Linked DNA regions of Homo sapiens: region 1 is linked to region 2. The links are chromatin loops, found by intact Hi-C in ENCODE. Cell type or tissue: natural killer cell. All regions are shown on one strand. Links, peaks and the distances in the headings refer to the core of each region. The heading gives the core; the rest is flanking DNA.

Region 1 (8,328 bases), core at 263-8,262, 110 kb after region 2:
GTCTCATTAAAAACCACTTGTTTGAGTTGTTCGGTTTAGTTTTCCTTCTGCAGATTATTGAGTCATTTAAATGGATTGTAGTTTTCTCTAACTTACTAACGATGGGATATTCCCATTCAGAACAGGCAGCCAGGGTCTCTTGGACCAGGGTGAAACACCAGGAATTGGAAGATGAATGTTTCATCCTGGTGGGACGCAGCTAAAAAGCTGCCCCGTCATGACCCTCCACTGTCTGGGGAAGGGGTCTCCCTGAGTGGATGCACTGGGGAGCTCATGAATCAGTCAGAGCAGTCCCTCCTCTTGTCTGTGTGGCAGCATGGGGGACCCTCCCAAGATACAGCGAGTGGTGGGGCAGCCCCTTGGAGTTCCCTCTCAGGGGACTCCACGGAGGCCTGCCAGGTGAGTTCCCTCAGGGAACCTGAGGCTTGCAGCCTTTGTCCCAGACTTCCAGGAGAGGAAAAGTTGTCTCCACTGTGATCCTTGCGTTCATGCTCAGGGGCATAAAAAAGAAAGTGGCATATGGATCTTGAGAGAAGGCGTGGCCTGAGGCACCGCTAGAATGTTCACTCTGGCTGTTCCATGGCTCCTGTGAGGATGTCAGGAAAGGTAGGGGATGAAGAGTACATGCAGGCCAGCATCTTCCCATCCCTGCACATCTGACTGGTGTTTTTTTGTTTTTTTTTTGAGTTGGAGTTTCACTCTTTCACCCAGGCTGGAGTGTAGTGGCGTGATCTTGGCTCACTGCAACTTCTGCCTTCCAGTTTCAAGTGATTCTCCTGCCTCAGCTTCCCGAATAGCTGGGGCTACAGGCACGTGCCACCACGCTTGGCTAATTTTTGTATTTTTAGTAGAGACGACATTTCACCATGTTGGCCAGGCTGGTCTCGAATGCCTGATCTTGTGATCTGCCCGCCGATCTGCCCGCCTCGGCCTCCCAAAGTGCTGGGATTACAGGCGTGAGCCACTGTGCTCAGCCCTGACTGGTCTTTAATGGAGCCTACAGACAAGCTGCACGTGGTGCCCTGCAGACCACACCTACCCCTCAGCCATACCCCAGCACCCACGGGAGACTCAATTCCCCTTTCAGATCTAACAGGTATTGGAAAGAGGAAGCATTGTGCAGTGGCACTTCAGAAAAATCCATGTAGGTCCTTAAAAGAAGCAAGAAAGGGAGCTGATAACACTAGTTTTTCCTGAGGGAGATATGATAGCCAGGCTACACAACCAGGATCCCAGGAGTTATCTGGTCCAGATCTGGAAGTGACATGATGTACCGCTGTCGCAGGTATAACATGAATGCCTGCTGAATACATTTGACAATGCAAAGATAAGACATCAAGCCAGGAGATCTTCTGGATAATAGAGACTACTCTGCCCCAAGATAGGCACAGCCAAGCCCCAGCCTGGATAGTATTCATGAGGGCCTTAATGGAAATGAATGGGTCCCACTTAAAAAAATAAATCAGAAAACAAGCTCACTGAATACAACTGGGGTGACAAAAACATGCATCTGAGTGGAGACAGAGGAAATTTCTATCCATTTCTGCCCAATCTAGTGCCTCTGGGCAGAACCAAAAGCCTGGCAAAATCTAGAATTTATACACTACGAAAATCTTAAGAAAATATTCTGGCTCTAAGAATAAATAAAAATAGATTTTAAAATAAGCAGTTTGTGTTCTTCTGCTTTATTTAGACATAGATTTAAATGGTAGGAATCATGTACTTAACCCGGTTAGGAAAATTATATATCACGAGGCGTTTTTTTTGGGTGGGGAGGATGGACTGGGTTTATGATAATTCATAATGTTTGCTACCCACCTGCCAGGGGAAGGACACTGAAAGATCATGGCCCATCAAGGCCTTAGGTCATGCTGCTCTGCTTGCAAATTGCACAACTTTCCTGTTAATTTGCGGGGCAACTTTTGCACACATGTTTACAATCTGGTTAAAGAATCAGCCCTTGCAATGATGTCATTAAACGCACACAGACACAATGGTGCCATAGTAACAACAAGGTGCCTCTGAGCCAGGTGCATTGGCTCACGCCTGTAGTCCCAACACGTTGGGAGACCGAGGAGGGAGGATCCCTTGAGCCTAGGAGTTCGAGACCAGCCTAAGCAATATAGTGAGATTCCGTCTCTACAAAAAAATTAAAAAATAAAAAATCAACTGGGCATGGTGGTGCCCCTGTAGTTCCAGCTACTCAGGAGACTAACGTGGGAGGATCACTTGAGCCTGGGAGGTTAAGTCTGCAGTGAGCTGTGATTGTGCCTTGGGGGCAACAGAGCAACACCTCGTCTCAAAAAAAAAAAAAAAAAAAAAGTGCCTCTGGAGCTGGAAATTTTCAAGTTCAGTTGCTCCAGCAACTGGGGAGGGTCATGAAGACTATAGGAAAGACACTACTGTTCCCATGCACATTCACAGGAGAGAAAAAAAAGTCCAGCAAGTACCATGTTCATAAAGATTGGCCTGACCCTAGCTGTCCCATGGCAAACAGTCACACCCAAGACTCTCAGCTTTCTTTGGCTCTGATTTGTTTCTGTAACCATGCCAAGATGCCAAGGACAATCAACCAAGCAAGGCTGTGAGGATCTGCAAACTATTGCAGCCCTCAGATTCCCTACTTAAAAGGGAAATAACTGGGCATGGTGGCACGCACCTGTAGTACCAGCTACTTGGGAGGCTGAGGTGGGAGGATCCCTTGAGTTTAGGAGTTTGAGGCTGCAGTGAGCTGATTGTGCCACTACACTCCAGCCTGGGTGACAGAGCGAGACCCCCCTCTCAAAATAAAAATAAAAATAAGAAAAGGGAAGTAATACTGTATGTAGTCCAGAAACAGGTCAGACGCCAAAAGAATCTTATCTGGGCTGTTGTATGAGTCAGGGTCCAATTAGGAACATAAAAACCACACCAGTTATTATAACAGAGGGAATTTAACGGTAAGGACTGCAAAGGCAAAAGACAAATTCCAAGGAACAGAGAGGTGGCAACTGAAGGACGTAGAGCGGTGGAGTTAATGAAAGAAAAAGGTGGGAGTTACTGGAACCTAGAAGCTTGGAGGAGCCCTGCCGAGGTGGAACTCAGGCTTCAGAACACAGAGTGCTGTATAACTGGTGCTGGCATCTTTGAAGGGGCAGGCTAAAGGCTTGTACTTTTTTTTTTTTTTTAATTGAGACGGAGTTTCGCTCTGTTGCCCAGGTTGGAGTGCTTTGGTACAATCTTGGCTCACTGCGACCTCTGCCTCCCAGGTTCAAGCGATTCTCCTGCCTCAGTTTCCTGAGTAGCTGGGATGACAGGCACGTGTCACCACGTCCTGCTTATTTTTGTATTTTTAGTAGAGACAGGGTTTCGTTGTGGTCTCCAGGCTGGTCTCCAACTCCTGACCTCAAGTGATCCACCCGCCTCAGCCTCCCAAAGTGCCGGGATTACAGGCGCTAGCCACCGCGCCCAGCCAAGGGTGGTTCTGAGAATGGGGAAAAAGTTGGAAACTTAAACCAAGTGGGGCTGCCGGGTTAAAGAGCTGTTGCCACCTTGATAGGGGGGCGCAAGAAGTAAACTGCAAGAAGCAAATCCCCGCTCCCTCCTCCCGTCTTGCGGGCTTCCTCTAGCACCCTCTATTGGTGGAGCCCAGCGAAGTGCCAGCTGGCAAAGCAGAAAGTGGTTTGCAGAACCTCAGCCCCAGCGCCATAGGAAACAAAAGCAGGGTTCCAGCTTGGGGCTATTACAAATAACGCTGTTATGAGCGCTCTCATGCATATCTTTTTTTTTTTTTTTTTTTTTTGAGACGGAGTCTCACTCTGTCGCCCAGGTTGGAGTGCAGTGGCGCAATCTCAGCTCACTGCAACCTCTGCCTCCCAGGCTCAAGCGATTCTCCTGCCTCAACCTCCTGAGTAGCTGGGACTACAGGCGTGCACCACCACGCCCGGCTTATTTTTTTGTATTTTTAGTAGAGACGGGGTTTCTCCATGTTGGCCAGGCTGATCTAGAACTCCTGACCTCAGGTGATCCGCCCGCCTAGGCCTCCCAAAATGCTGGGATTACAGGCGTGAGCCAAAGCGCCCGGCCTTAGGTGTGTTTATACCCTGGATTTAACAGATACAGATATTAACCATTCTGGTGGGTGTGTTGTAGTATCTCAAGATTTCAATTTGCATTTTTCTAATAACTAATGAAGTTGAGCATGTTCAGCCATTTGGATATCCTCTTTAGAAAGTGCCTGACCAAGGCCAGATGAGGTGGCTCCCGCCTGTAATCCCTGCACTTTGGGAGACTGAGGCAGGAGGATCCCTTGAGCCCAGGAGGTCGAGGTTGCAGTGACCTATGATGGTGCCACTGCACTCCAACCTGAGTGACGCAGAGAGACTCTGTCTCTTTAAAAAAACAAAAACAAAAACAAAAAAACTGTGTTTCTAACCCATTTAGCCATTTACTACTGAATTATCAGTCTCTGTCTTATTGCTCTGTGGGGATTTTTAATACATTCTTGATAGAAGCCCTTTTAAATATGTGAGTTATATGGCAAATAGTATCTTCTCCCAGTCTGTGAACTTGTCTTTTTCACTCTCTCAACGGTATCTTGTGATGAATAGGTGCTCCTAACTTTATGTAGTATAATTTCTCACTCTTTTCCTTTAGAGTTAATGCTTTTTGTGTCTTCTCTAAAAAAATATTTCCCTATTCCAAGGACATGAAGGTCTTCTCTTATAATCTATTCTTCTTTTTATATTTTCCATCTCTTTCTCCCTACGAACTGAAATCTGGTTAATTTCTAAAGATCCGTCTTCTGATTTGCTAGATCTATTTCTTTTTCTTTTTCTTTTCTTTTTTTTTTTTGAGACGGAGTCTCCCTCTGTCGCCCAGGCTGGAGTGCAGTGGCATGATCTTGGCTAACTGCAACTTCCGTTTCCTAGGCTCAAGTGATTCTCCTGCCTGAGCCTCCAGAATAGCTGGGACGACAGGCGTGTGCCACTATGCCCGGCTAATTTTTTTGTATTTTTGGTAGAGATGGGGTTTCACTATATTGCCCAGGCTGGGCTCGAATTCCTGACCTCAACTGACCCGCCCTCCTCAGCCTCCCAAAGTGCTGGGATTATAGGCATGAGCCACTGTGCCCAGGCTGCTAGACCTATTTCTAGCAGTTTCTAATCATCCACTGAGTCTCTAATTAAAATATCATATTTTTAATTTCTAGAAATTCTATTTTTTCCCAATTCTGCCTGGTTATTTTTGACAGCCTCTTATTCCTGCATTGTCTTTTCAGAATTCTCTTTCTTTCCTTAAACCTATTAAACATCTTTACTGTATATTCTATGCCTAAACATTACATGATTTGCAATCCTCTCAAGTGTGATTCTAGAGTTCAATGGTACGGCTATTGCTCATTTAGAGTGACATGCCTCCTTCTGACTTTTAAAATTGTTTGTTGTAAGCTCAAGGTTGTTGGAATTGTATCCATGGGAATCCTTCAAAGCATGGATTTATTTATTACTTATTTTTATTGAGTCAAGGTCTCGCTCTATCACCCAGACTGGAGTGCAGTGGCCTGATCATGGGTCACTGCAGTCTCAACCCCCGGGGCTCAAGCAGTCATCCCACCTCAGCCCCCTGGGTAGCTGGGACTACAGGCATGTGCCACCACACCCAGCTAATTTTTGTATTTCTTGTAGAGGTGGGGTTTCACCATGTTGCCCAGGCTGGTCTTAGACTCCTGGGCTCAAGCCATCGGTCTGTTTCAGCCTCCCAAAGTGCTGGAATTACAGGTGTGAGTGGCCGTGCCTGGCCACTGCATGAATTTAAAACGTGTTCCTCCAGAGAAGGTTTGCACCTGCTTGTGCCAGGAAACACTACTAAATCGTGACCACTTTAAAATTTTGGCCTCCCCCACAACAAAACATCCTTACTGAGGGTGTTGCCTTTTGAGGATCCCAACTTTGTGACAGAGTCTCTGATCCAACTTCCCATTTCGAATGGGCCCTAGGTGTTGTCTCCTGTCCCCAGGTGTGGCCCGTAAGACCCAGGCCTTGGGCACCAGGAATTTGCAGATATTGCAAAGGCAGCACTGACTTGAGTGCTGGCTTACCATTTTTTGCTACATGCTTCCTTATTCTTTCTCTTATTCTTTTCCCTTACTTTTCTGCCAGGCAAGCAATACTTTTAAGAATATGTTTTTACGATTTTAGCCATCATTTTGAGTTTCTGTACCAGGAGAGTTTCTCTGAACATCTAGTCTACCATAGTGTCAGAAATGGGTGGAGGCTTGGGCCTTTGTTACAAGCAGGTTTTTAAAGGCAAAAAAGAGGACAAGGAGTGGGCTGATACAAAGTTGTTTGTCAGGAATTCTCATTGGTTTACAGAAATAACATTGATTAATGATTGGCTGTACAGTGTTGAGCTATAGAGTGTGGGTTATAGAGGACCAGAAGTGGCAGGAAATGGAAGAACAAATCTTAGAGGAGCCAATTTGGGGAGGTTTTAAGCTTTCTAAAAAGCCAATTAAGTTTTACATTTTCATCAGCAAAATCATGCCAACCAGAAAGCAGAGGGATCAAACTTTTTTTTTTGTAAGAGGTGTCAATCAACTAAAAAAAATTCCCAGAAACAGAATCCAAAAGAGAAAAAGCAAAGAGCCCCCAGCCTCACATATAGCCTGGGTATTGGCTTGTAAACAGAAAAACCAAACTCTGTGAAATATATTAAAGAAGTTTATTCTGAGCCCATATGAGTGACCATGGCCAGGGGAATAGTCTCAAGAGGTCCTGAGAAAGTGTGCCTGAGGAGTCAGGTTACACTTTGGTTTTACACATTTTAGAGGGACAGGAGTTACAGGCAAAGATATAAATCAATACATAAAAGGTATACATTGGTTTGGCCTGAAAAGTTGGGACATCTTGAAGTGGGAGCTTGCAAGTCATGGGTGGGTTTTAGAAATTCTTTAGTTGATGGTTGAGAGAGTTAAGCTATTGCTTAAAGACTTGAATTCAGTAGAAAAGAATGCTTGTGTTAAGGTAAGAGGGTCAGGGCAGCATGGTGGCTCACACCTGTAATCCCAGCACTTTTGGAGGTTGACATGGGTGGATCATTTGAGGTCAGGAGTTCAAGACCAGCTTCGCCAACACGGTGAAACCCCCTCTCTACTAAAAATACAAAAATTAGCCGGGCCTGGTGGTGCACGCCTGTAATCCCAGCTACTTGGGAGGCTGAGGCACAACAATCCCTTGAACCTGAAAGGTGGAGTTTGCAGTGAGCCAAGATCATGCCGCTGCACTCTAGCTTGGGCAACACAGTGAGACTCTGTCTAAAAACAACAACAACAAAAATGACAAATAAAAAAGGGAGTCACGGGTGCCAAGGCCCTTATTATGGAGATGAAGCCTCACAGGGACCAGCCCTCAGAAAGAATAGATGGTAAATGTCTCTTTTCAGATTTTTTAAAGTGTCAGCCTCTCAGTTAATCTCTCCTAGATCTTGGAAAGGCCTAGAAAGGAAGACCTGGTTGCAGTGGTGGAGATTCTCTACAGATACAAACTTCCCCCACGAAAGACAGCTTTGCAGGACCATTTCAAAGTATGCCAAACAAATACATTTTGGAGTAAAATATTTTTATTTCCTTCAGGGCCTGTAATCTGCCATGTGGTGCTAAGCCACAGTCAGGTTGGAAAGTAAGCCACAGTATACTGCGTTAATTTTAAAAACCCAGTTAATGAGATTTTATGGTTTGTTGGGTATGATTTAACCCTTGCCTTTCATGGCCTCTAGCAGTTTCTAATCATTCATTGAGTCTTTAATTAAAATATCATATTTTTAATTTCTGAAAATTCTATTTTTCCCCCAATTCTGCCTGGTTATTAGATTTGTTGGAAATAAAGCTCAGGAAATAAAGCTTGCAAAGGAAATGAGCACTCAGATAACTTCTCTGCAAGGCAAAATTTTACTTCTATAGAAGGGTGCTACCTGCATGCAAGGCAGAGGCAAGGGAGCACACTGAACAAAGGAGAGCAGGCATTTTTATCCCTAATGCAGACCCTGTTCCTGGGTCCTCCCCCGGTTGGCTGGAGTCAGACCGCACGATCTAAGCTAATCCCGATTGGCTAGTATTGACATCATCGAAGGAGGCAAGGGTGGGCACTTGATGGGAAGGACGGGCACATAGGTGATGGGACATGCTTGGACGTGTTTGGGTGCAACAGAGATAGGGAGGGCTGATAGATGGACAGGTAACATTACTTTCAGAATAGAACAAAGAACCAGGAACTGAAACTTTTGAAGAGAAACTGTTTGTGCCTAACAGATTGTTGTTCAAAATTTGGTATCTTATTGCCACAGATACTC
Region 2 (8,328 bases), core at 36-8,035:
CCTCAGCCTCCTGAGTAGCTGGGACTACAGGCGCCTGCAACCACGCCCGGCTAATTTTTGTATTTTTGGTAGAGATGGGGTTTTACCATATTGGCCAAGCTGGTCTTGAACTCCTGACCTCGTGATCTGCTGGCCTCAGCTTCCCAAAGTGTTGGGATTACAGGCGTGAGCCACTGCACCTGGCCATATTCAGGGCTTTTACTTAACGGCAAGGCCGTGTGTGTGTGTGTGTGTGTGTGTGTGTGTGTGTGTGCGCGCGTGTGTGTGTGTGTGCCTTTGCCCCTCACTCTCCCTGATCTCTGTTCCATTTTATAGCCTACTAGAACCTCCCCAGTAGCACAGGAAAAAAAAAAAAAGCCCACTTATAATCCATTCTGGTATATGCTGCTTTTATTTCTAAACCAGTGGCTATACTAGTATCTGTGAATTTGATTAGCTCTGCTTGGCCCCATGACCACAGATAAAACAAAACTGGCTGGACTTCTGAGAAGTAAATTTCTTTGCCTTCTCCCTGCTTGTCAAGTGACCTCAGTAGCTTTTAACCAGTAGGCCTCTTTACTGAACAATCTGGAGGGTAACAGGTATGAACTCAAGTTGGGGAGAGTTCCCAGTCTCCTGCCCACTATGTCTAACTCTGTCACCCACAATGGATGCCTTCAACTTTCCTTAAATACAAATAGTTTTACTGCCATTATGGAGCTTTCTCACAGGGTCGGGTTTTGTTTGTTTGTTTTTTAACGTTTCATTATCTCATTAATCTTTTCTCCGTATTTTCCACAATGCTCTCGAAGTCTGAAACTCCAAACTGGAATGCAGAGTCTGGCACAGGCTCTTATAAAGCCCGGTGTGGGATACCCTCCCTCCCAGTTTCCACAGGGTCTACTTTCCTTGGTAGATCCCAGCACTCCAGCTGCCGTCTATGCACAGGCTGTACCTGCCAGCCTGCAGGGCAGCTGCTGACTCATGCTTGCTCTGGGATTTGCTTGGACCCCAGCCCTTCTGCTCTCCAGCCACAACAGCCACCACCCACCTCAGAGAGCACTCTATCCATCACCTTCTGGGGTCTCAGCTCTGACCTGATCAGTCCCCCACAGGTCTGCATTGCTTTACCTGGCCCTGCCCCGTCCCTGGCACCCACCTGGAAGACGTCGTTGGCACATTTGCGGCACAGGTTGTGTTGGCAGGGCAGGATCACCACTGGTTTGGAGAACATCTCCAGGCAGATGGGGCAGATGAGCTGCTTCTCCAGGTTGTCCATGCTGTGTGCATCCCCTAGCAGCGGCTTGAAACCCACTGTGAAGTTCATCCCCTCGGTGGTCGTGCCTGGCCTGGGCCCTGCTCCTGGCCTTCACTCACTGCCTGTAGACCCTTCCTCGCTTAGATGGCCTCTGGATTCCCTTCTGTGGCTCACTCTTGAAATAGCTCTGCTTTCTCTCCTGTCCCTTTAACAACTTGTCTCGTCCCAGATAGCAGTCTTCGGACAGTCTCTACTTTCTGCTCTGCACCCTCGCCAGGCTCACGTAGTTTTAGCTATCCCTCTCTCTCTGTAAAATTCTCCTTTTGTTTCCCAAATGACTCTCTCTTGTTCACTCTGTGGGTAGCACTGTTTGTCCCTTACTCCCCAGAGAGCAGATTAATTTTACTGTGGGGGTTGGGAGACAAGGGGCATCTGCATGACATTCCAATTCCCAATTTAGCTCATGTAAGGCGAGCCACAGCTGTCATGGAGTGAGTGACCCTGACTCACTCAGGAATGGGTGACTCCCTTGAGCAAGGGCAGGGGTGAGTGCCACTGCTTACAGTGAAAGGTGGGTCAGCAAAGGTGCTGCCCTCTCACTCTGAAGGCTCCTCTCAGCCCGGGACCCCTGTTCTGGCTTGGGCCCTTCTTCCAGGACAGTGACACAGAATCTAAATCTGCCTGTGTGAGAGGCACCCATACATAGCTCAGGGTGGGAGGAAAGATCTTGCCAGACTTAGAGTCAGTAGCGGTTGCCTCCTCCACAGGCTCAGCCAGTGACCCTGGTCCTCCTCCTCAAGACTGTGTGATTCAGAACAGCAGCTCCAGGGACTACATCAAGCCTCTTGTCCAACACCTCTGGCTCATTTTTGTTCTTCCCTGGCCTTTTCTTATATCACCCTAGGAAAAGAAGCTCAAGAGGCTAGAAATGACTGTTGTGCCAAGGCCTGGACCTACCTATGAGCATGCCCCCGAGGAAATGTGGGATTCTGGTCCGTGAACACATCCCTGGAGCCACTCCAAGGACTCAAATTTGTTAGGAAATTGGGAGAAGGTGAGCTGGGCAGAAAGGACCTGAATGCCAGGGACCTATTTTGGGCACCCAGGGAATCAATCTCCAGGGAAATTTTAGAGCACTGACAAAGTCATAATCACAAGGCTCCGGGAAGCCTCTGACCCAGCTCCACAGTTGTCCAGGACTCCTACTCTCCAAGCCAGGCTTGCCCCACTTGTGAGCACTGGTCTTCTTTTTCTCCTACAAGTCTTCTCCACTTGATCTTAGGCAAAAGGCCAAGAAGCAATTTCTTTAGGCCTTTTTTCTCTACCCCAGACACAATTTGTCTTTTTTGGGCATAATATATGCCTTGGGATTGGATGAAAGCTCTTTTATTTACTGACATTCTTTAGCCTTTCTCCTAGTCCAGGGAGAGAAGTTTGAGGAATTAGTAGGCTGTGACCCTGAGTGGGTGGGAAATACACGGTGTGAGGAGGATACGAAACAGCAGCACAAAGAGGCAAGAGTGGGAAAAGAGTCCAGAAAGTACAATCTTTTCCAGATCACATATTTCATGCCCCTATTTTTAAGAACAAATTATATGTCAATTGGCCTGCATAATATGTGAAAAGGATGGAGGCAAGCTGGCACTGATGTTTGAACTTCAGTTAACCTACAGGACCAAGGCTAATGCATGCTGTGCTGGTAGCTGAAGTCCAAGGATAATCTAAAGATGGAATGACTACCCCTAAGCCTCAAATGCACTCGCAGTTTTCCTGAGTTGACTCATAGTGGCATGGAATGAGGCTGGCAATGCCAATGGCCGTGGGCACCAGAAGATGAAACCAACTCCATACAGGCGTTATTGGCTTAGGAATGAGGCTGATGCTAGGGGTTCTTGGTACACAGAGTTGCAACAAGGGAGAATTAATGGGTGCAGCAGCTCCAGGGACAGGATCCACCCTGCTCAGTTATCAGGCTCTTGGTGGTGATATCGCAAGGGGCTCAGGGATCCTACCAGCTGGCATTGGTTCCAATAACAAGGCAGACACAGGAAAAAGACTCTTCAGGAAAAATCTGCCACCACTGCCTGAGACCTCATAAGGGGAGGGAGGGGAGGGCTGCTTTCTGACGGAGTAAAATTGGGACTGCAACTGAAAGGAAGAGTAGCTGGGCAACCCCATACAGAGTTGTGGTACCAAGGGTAGAGGTGATGTCCTTACTGGGATCAACGTCATCAGTGCTTCTGAAGAGATTCTTGAGATCCTTATAAGAAGAGGGGTCAAATCAGGGTCAATGTCAGGACAGGGCTACTTGCTCCTCTCTTCAATGTGTCCAGGGGACTGGGCAGCAGAAGGCACCCTCACTGGGTCAGCACCTAGTGGCGGAAGAAGGTGGCGCTTTATTAATCAGAAGGAATAATTACCTAGAACTTAAAGCAAACCCCTACATGTAAGGATATAAACACATAGTCCATACTATAAGGATGTAAACTTTCTACTAATGACTCATCTGACGTTAGCTTACATGCTTTTCTTATCTGATAACTGTTGCTGCCTTTCGGTTTACATACCTCATCCTTCTTCATCTCTTAAAAATCATCTTCGCTATTTTCCTCGCTTCTAAAATCACATTTGGCTCCTATGATGGAATTATATATATGTTTACATATACAAACGTTTAGTAACTTTTCGTAGTGTACTGATGAGAAAACCGTTACCTTGCAGTTACTCATTAGCATCACCAGGTGGCGCTGGTGTCAAGTTCAATCAGCTTATAAAAGTTCATTTGGGGGGGAATGATCTCAGACTTTCCTTTTCTTTTCTTCCTCTTCCTCTTCCCCTCCCCCTCCTCCTCCTTTCCTTCTTCTTCTTCTTCTTTTTTGATACAGGGTCTCACTCTGTCACCCAGGCTGGAGTGCAGTGGCATGATCACAGCTCACTGTAACCTCAACCTCCCAGACTCAAATAATCCTCCCACCTCAGCCTCCCCTGTAGCTGAGACTACAGGTGTGCACTGCCATGACCGGCTGACTTCTGTATTTTTTTTTTTTTTTTTGTAGATACTGGGTTTCATGATGTTGCTGAGGCTGGTCTCAAACTCCTGAGCTCAAGTGATCTGCCCACCTTGGCTCCCCAAAGTGCTGGGATTACAGGCACAAGCCACTGCAACTGGCCCTTTCCTTTGAGTAGATGGAAAAAATTGCATCCCGCCAGGCACAGTGGCTCATGCCTATAAACCCAACACTTTGGGAGGCCAAGGCAGGTGGATCACTTGAGGTCAGGAGTTGGAGACCAGACTGGCCAACATGGCGAAACCCTGACTCTACTAAAAATAAAAAATTAGCCAGCTAATTTTTTAGTAATCCCAGCTACTCAGGAGGCTGAGGCAGTAGAATCGCTTGAACCCGGGAGGCAGAGGTTGCAATGAGCTGAGATCGCACCACTGCACTCCATCCAGCCTGGGTGACAGACTGAGACTACATCTCAACACCACCACCACCAACAACAACAAAACAACAACAACAAAAATTGCATCCTCAAATCTGTCTTAACCTAACTGTCCTCTCTAGACATACTCTCCCACCCCATTCCTTAGCTTAACAGGAGCTGACACTACTACCTTCAAACTGTCAGTTTGTCGTGTGATGCACAGAAACATATTGATCTTTTTTTTTTCTTCACTTTGTCCCAGTGCCAGACTTGAAGACTTGAAATTGTCATATTTAGGGATTAACCTGCCATTTTCACAGGTCTTTCTCACCCTCAACCATTTCTTTCTTTCTTTTTTTTTTTTTTTTTTGAGATGGAGTCTCACTCTGTTGCCCAAGCTGGAGTGCAGTGGCATGATCTTGGCTCACGGAAACTTCCGTCTCCCGGGTTCAAGCAATTCTCCTGCCTCAGCCTCCTAAGTAGCTGGGGTTACAGGCGCCCGCCACCACACCTGGCTAATTTTTGTATTTTTAGTAGAGACAGGGTTTCACCATGTTGGTCAGGCTGGTCTCAAACTCCTGACCTCGTGATCCGCCCGCCTCGGCCTCCCAAAGTGCTGGGATTACAGGTTTGAGCCACCATGCCCAGCCTCTTTCTTTTCTTTTCTTTTTTTTTTTTTTTTTTTTTTTTTGAGATGGAGTCTTGCTCTGTCTCCCAGGCTGGAGTGCAGTGGCGCGATCTCAGCTCACTGCAACCTCTGCCTTCCGGGTTCAAGCGATTCTTCTGCCTCCTCAGCCTCCCAAGTAGCTGGGACTACAGGTGGGTGCCACCATGCCCAGCTAATTTTTGTATTTTTAGTAGAGACAGGGTTTTACCATGTTGGCCAGGCTTGTCTCCAACTCCTGACCTCAAGTGATCCACCCGCCTCACCCTCCCAAAGTGCTGGGATTACAGGCATGAGCCATTGTGCCCAACCCCAATCATTTCTTTCATTCCCAATCCAGACATTTCTTACCTCACAGTCCCTGCTTGCAGTTCTCACCTGACCTTGGAGGCTGACTCTGGACATTCTGCTGATATTTTCTCCCACTATCCTGCTCAGGTGGTGGTTTAAGTGCTCCACAGCAAAAACAGCAGCAACAACAGAAACAGCAACAAGTGAGCAGAGTACACAGGATGACAAGTGTCTAAAAGGTAGGCGAGAATGGCCTCAGTCCAGCAGTTTTCTATATGACTGCTCAAGCTTCCCTCCCTCAATCCTCCTGGCACCCAGAAAATGAGACAACAGAAGCATTTGTCATAAGGAAAGGAAGGTCACCCTTCTTTCCTTATTCTTAAAGGACCTGGAGAATTGTGTACCTTGAACCAACAACTATTCAGAATAAAATAGTATCTGACGCCTTCTTCACCAAAGTGATCATACAGATATATTCCCAATGAGCCATGCTGGTCGTAAATTTTCCGCTTCTTAGAGTCGCTCAGTATGGCATGAGCTGCGTTGATCTCTTTGAATATTTCTGCTGCTTGAGCATTCCCTGGATTCTTGTCGGGATGATACCGCAAGGCCAGTTTCCTACCCAGGTGATACTCAAAAGGAGGGTGGGGAAGCAATGCGGAATGGCTGGGGAAGGAGACTTACGATGAATGACATGGATTAGTCTCTAGAGAGTGCAGAAGGAATGCATGAGATGTGGTACAAAGGATGGAGGCAAGCATCCAAGGTCTAAACTCCTTCCCATACTATAATGAAGAGGGTGATGGTGCCATTTGGCCCCAAAGTGAGGGCTTGTTGGAACTTAAAAATGGGTCATAGGGCTGGGAGCACTGGCTCACACCTGTAATCCCAGCGCTTTGGGAGGCCAAGGTGGGCGGATCATGAGGTCAGGAGTTTGAGACCAGCTTGGCCAACATGGTGAAACCCTGTCTCTACCAAAAATACAAAAGATTAGCTGGGCATAGTGGCAGGCACCTGTAATCCCAGCTACTCGGGAGGCTGAGGCAGGAGAATCACTTCAACCCGGAAGGTGGAGGTTGCAGTGAGCCGAGACTGCACCACTGCACTACAGCTTGGGCAACAGAGCGAGACTGTCTCAAAACAAACAAACAAACAAACAAACAAACAAACGGGTCGTAGGCCAGGCACAGTGGTTCACACCTGTAATCCCAGCACTTTGGGAGGCCGAGGCAGGTAGATCACCTGAGGTCAGGAGTTTGAGACCAGCCTGGCCAACATGGCGAAACCCTGTCTCTACTAAAAATACAAAAATTAGCCAGGCGTGGTGGTGCACGCCTGTAGTCCCAGCTTCTCAGGAGGCTGAGGTGAGAGAATTGCTTGAACCTGGGAGGCAGAGGTTGCAGTAAGCCAAGATCGTGCCACTGCACTCTCAATAGTCTCTGTCTCTGCTCTGTGACAGGACGAGACTTCCTCTCAAAAAAAAAAAAAAAAAAAAAGAGTCAGATAGCAAAAGAGATACAGAAAGAAAAAGGTTTAAGGGGGAAATTCCAAGGATCAATAAAGGGCTGAGGTCTGAACCTGTAGGATTTTTTGAAGTCTTCAGGTGAGGCGCCCTTCTTAAGATCCAGCACTGCATAGAGGCTCATCTCACTTTTGGACAGCCGGTGTGCTGCTTCCTTCACAGTAGACATGATCTGAGCCAGAGGAGAAGCAGCATCTGTGAGAACTTCTACAAGTAAGGGTACCGAGAAGTGCACTTCCAGTGACAGGAAACTCACTACCTTCAGGGATTAGGCAGGTAAACGATGACAGAAGGACAAGGATAAGATAAGAGTGAGTGGGATTTGTGGCTAGCAGGAGAATTCAGGTGATCAGAAAGATTCCAATTTTAAGGAGGAAACATCTTCTCCTCACATTTCCCAGCATCCTCCAGCTACACAGACCTCTAGATATCCCACATCCTAGAGGTGTTGTAAGCAGGGAGAGGTCTAAGCCAGGAAAAGAGCCTGATTTTGTCTAGAGCTCCTATTACCTGGAGTAAACACCTCTGGGTCTGTCCAAGCTCACTGCTGGGTTTGAAAGACCAGGGCGGCCCCAGCCTGAACGGACAGGATCAGGAATCAGACAGCTCCACAACTTCTTCTTCTTTTTTTTTTTTTTGACGGAGTTTTTTGCTCTTGTTGCCCAGGCTGAAGTGTAATGGCGCGATCTCGGCTCACTGCAACCTCCACCTCCTGGGTGCAAGCGATTTTCCTGCCTCAGCCTCCCGAGTAGCTGAGATTACAGGTGCACGCCACCACGCCCGGCTAATTTTCTGTGTTTTTAGTAGAGACAGAGTTTCACCATGTTGGTCAGGCTGTTCTTGAACTCCTGACCTCAGGTGATCCACCCACCTCGGCCTCCCAAAGTCCTGAGATTACAGGCGTGAGCCATTGAGCCTCGCCGATCCACAGCTATTAAGAGAGAAACACTTCAGACCAAACCGTGTGAGGCCTAACAGAAGTCAAGTGTCCTAGAGCCTGGCGGGGGCGGGGGCGGGGGCGGGGGCGGGGGTGGGGAGTGCTTGCAGCTAGGCCTGGACTTGCTTCTTCCCTCCAGTCTCCTGCTCTCAAACCACCCCACTTCTGTCCCTCAGAGGTGGGACAGTGGGGAGAGGAGGAAGAGGACTCAGAGGCTGGAGAAGGAAGAGAAAAGGCGTTGCTGTGGGAAA

What was found. Hi-C counts contacts between places; a loop is a spot of excess contacts. Peaks named below come from ENCODE experiments on the same cell type or tissue, not always from the same donor. Only the 100,000 strongest peaks of a DNase experiment are listed, where the experiment ranks them.
Region 1: it touches region 2 in a loop (4-fold over the local background); 13 of 110 quality-filtered maps call a loop at or near these places.

Annotation. Positions count from the first base shown.
Region 1 is chr2:27,165,316-27,173,643 of GRCh38, reverse strand. No RefSeq gene overlaps it. Among named protein-coding and RNA genes, the nearest start is that of TCF23, 20 kb to the right of the region's middle. RefSeq lists enhancers at 1,829-2,123, 7,943-8,252 and a silencer at 3,579-3,628. In natural killer cell, for the core only: CTCF peaks have their summits at 3,411 and 3,611 (motif pointing left); a DNase peak (open chromatin) is centred at 3,613.
Region 2 is chr2:27,275,710-27,284,037 of GRCh38, reverse strand. It overlaps DNAJC5G (DnaJ heat shock protein family (Hsp40) member C5 gamma), which reads right to left. Exons shown (of 7, transcript NM_173650.3): 2 at 7,651-7,932; 3 at 7,197-7,312; 4 at 6,023-6,284; 5 at 5,706-5,850; 6 at 3,805-3,872; 7 at 2,539-3,609. The coding sequence starts at 7,309. The coding sequence ends at 3,823. It overlaps TRIM54 (tripartite motif containing 54), which reads right to left and starts at 1,609. Exons shown (of 9, transcript NM_187841.3): 1 at 1,139-1,609. The coding sequence starts at 1,306. It also overlaps a transcript of SLC30A3 not described here. In natural killer cell, for the core only: CTCF peaks have their summits at 3,762 and 3,968 (motif pointing right); a DNase peak (open chromatin) is centred at 3,987.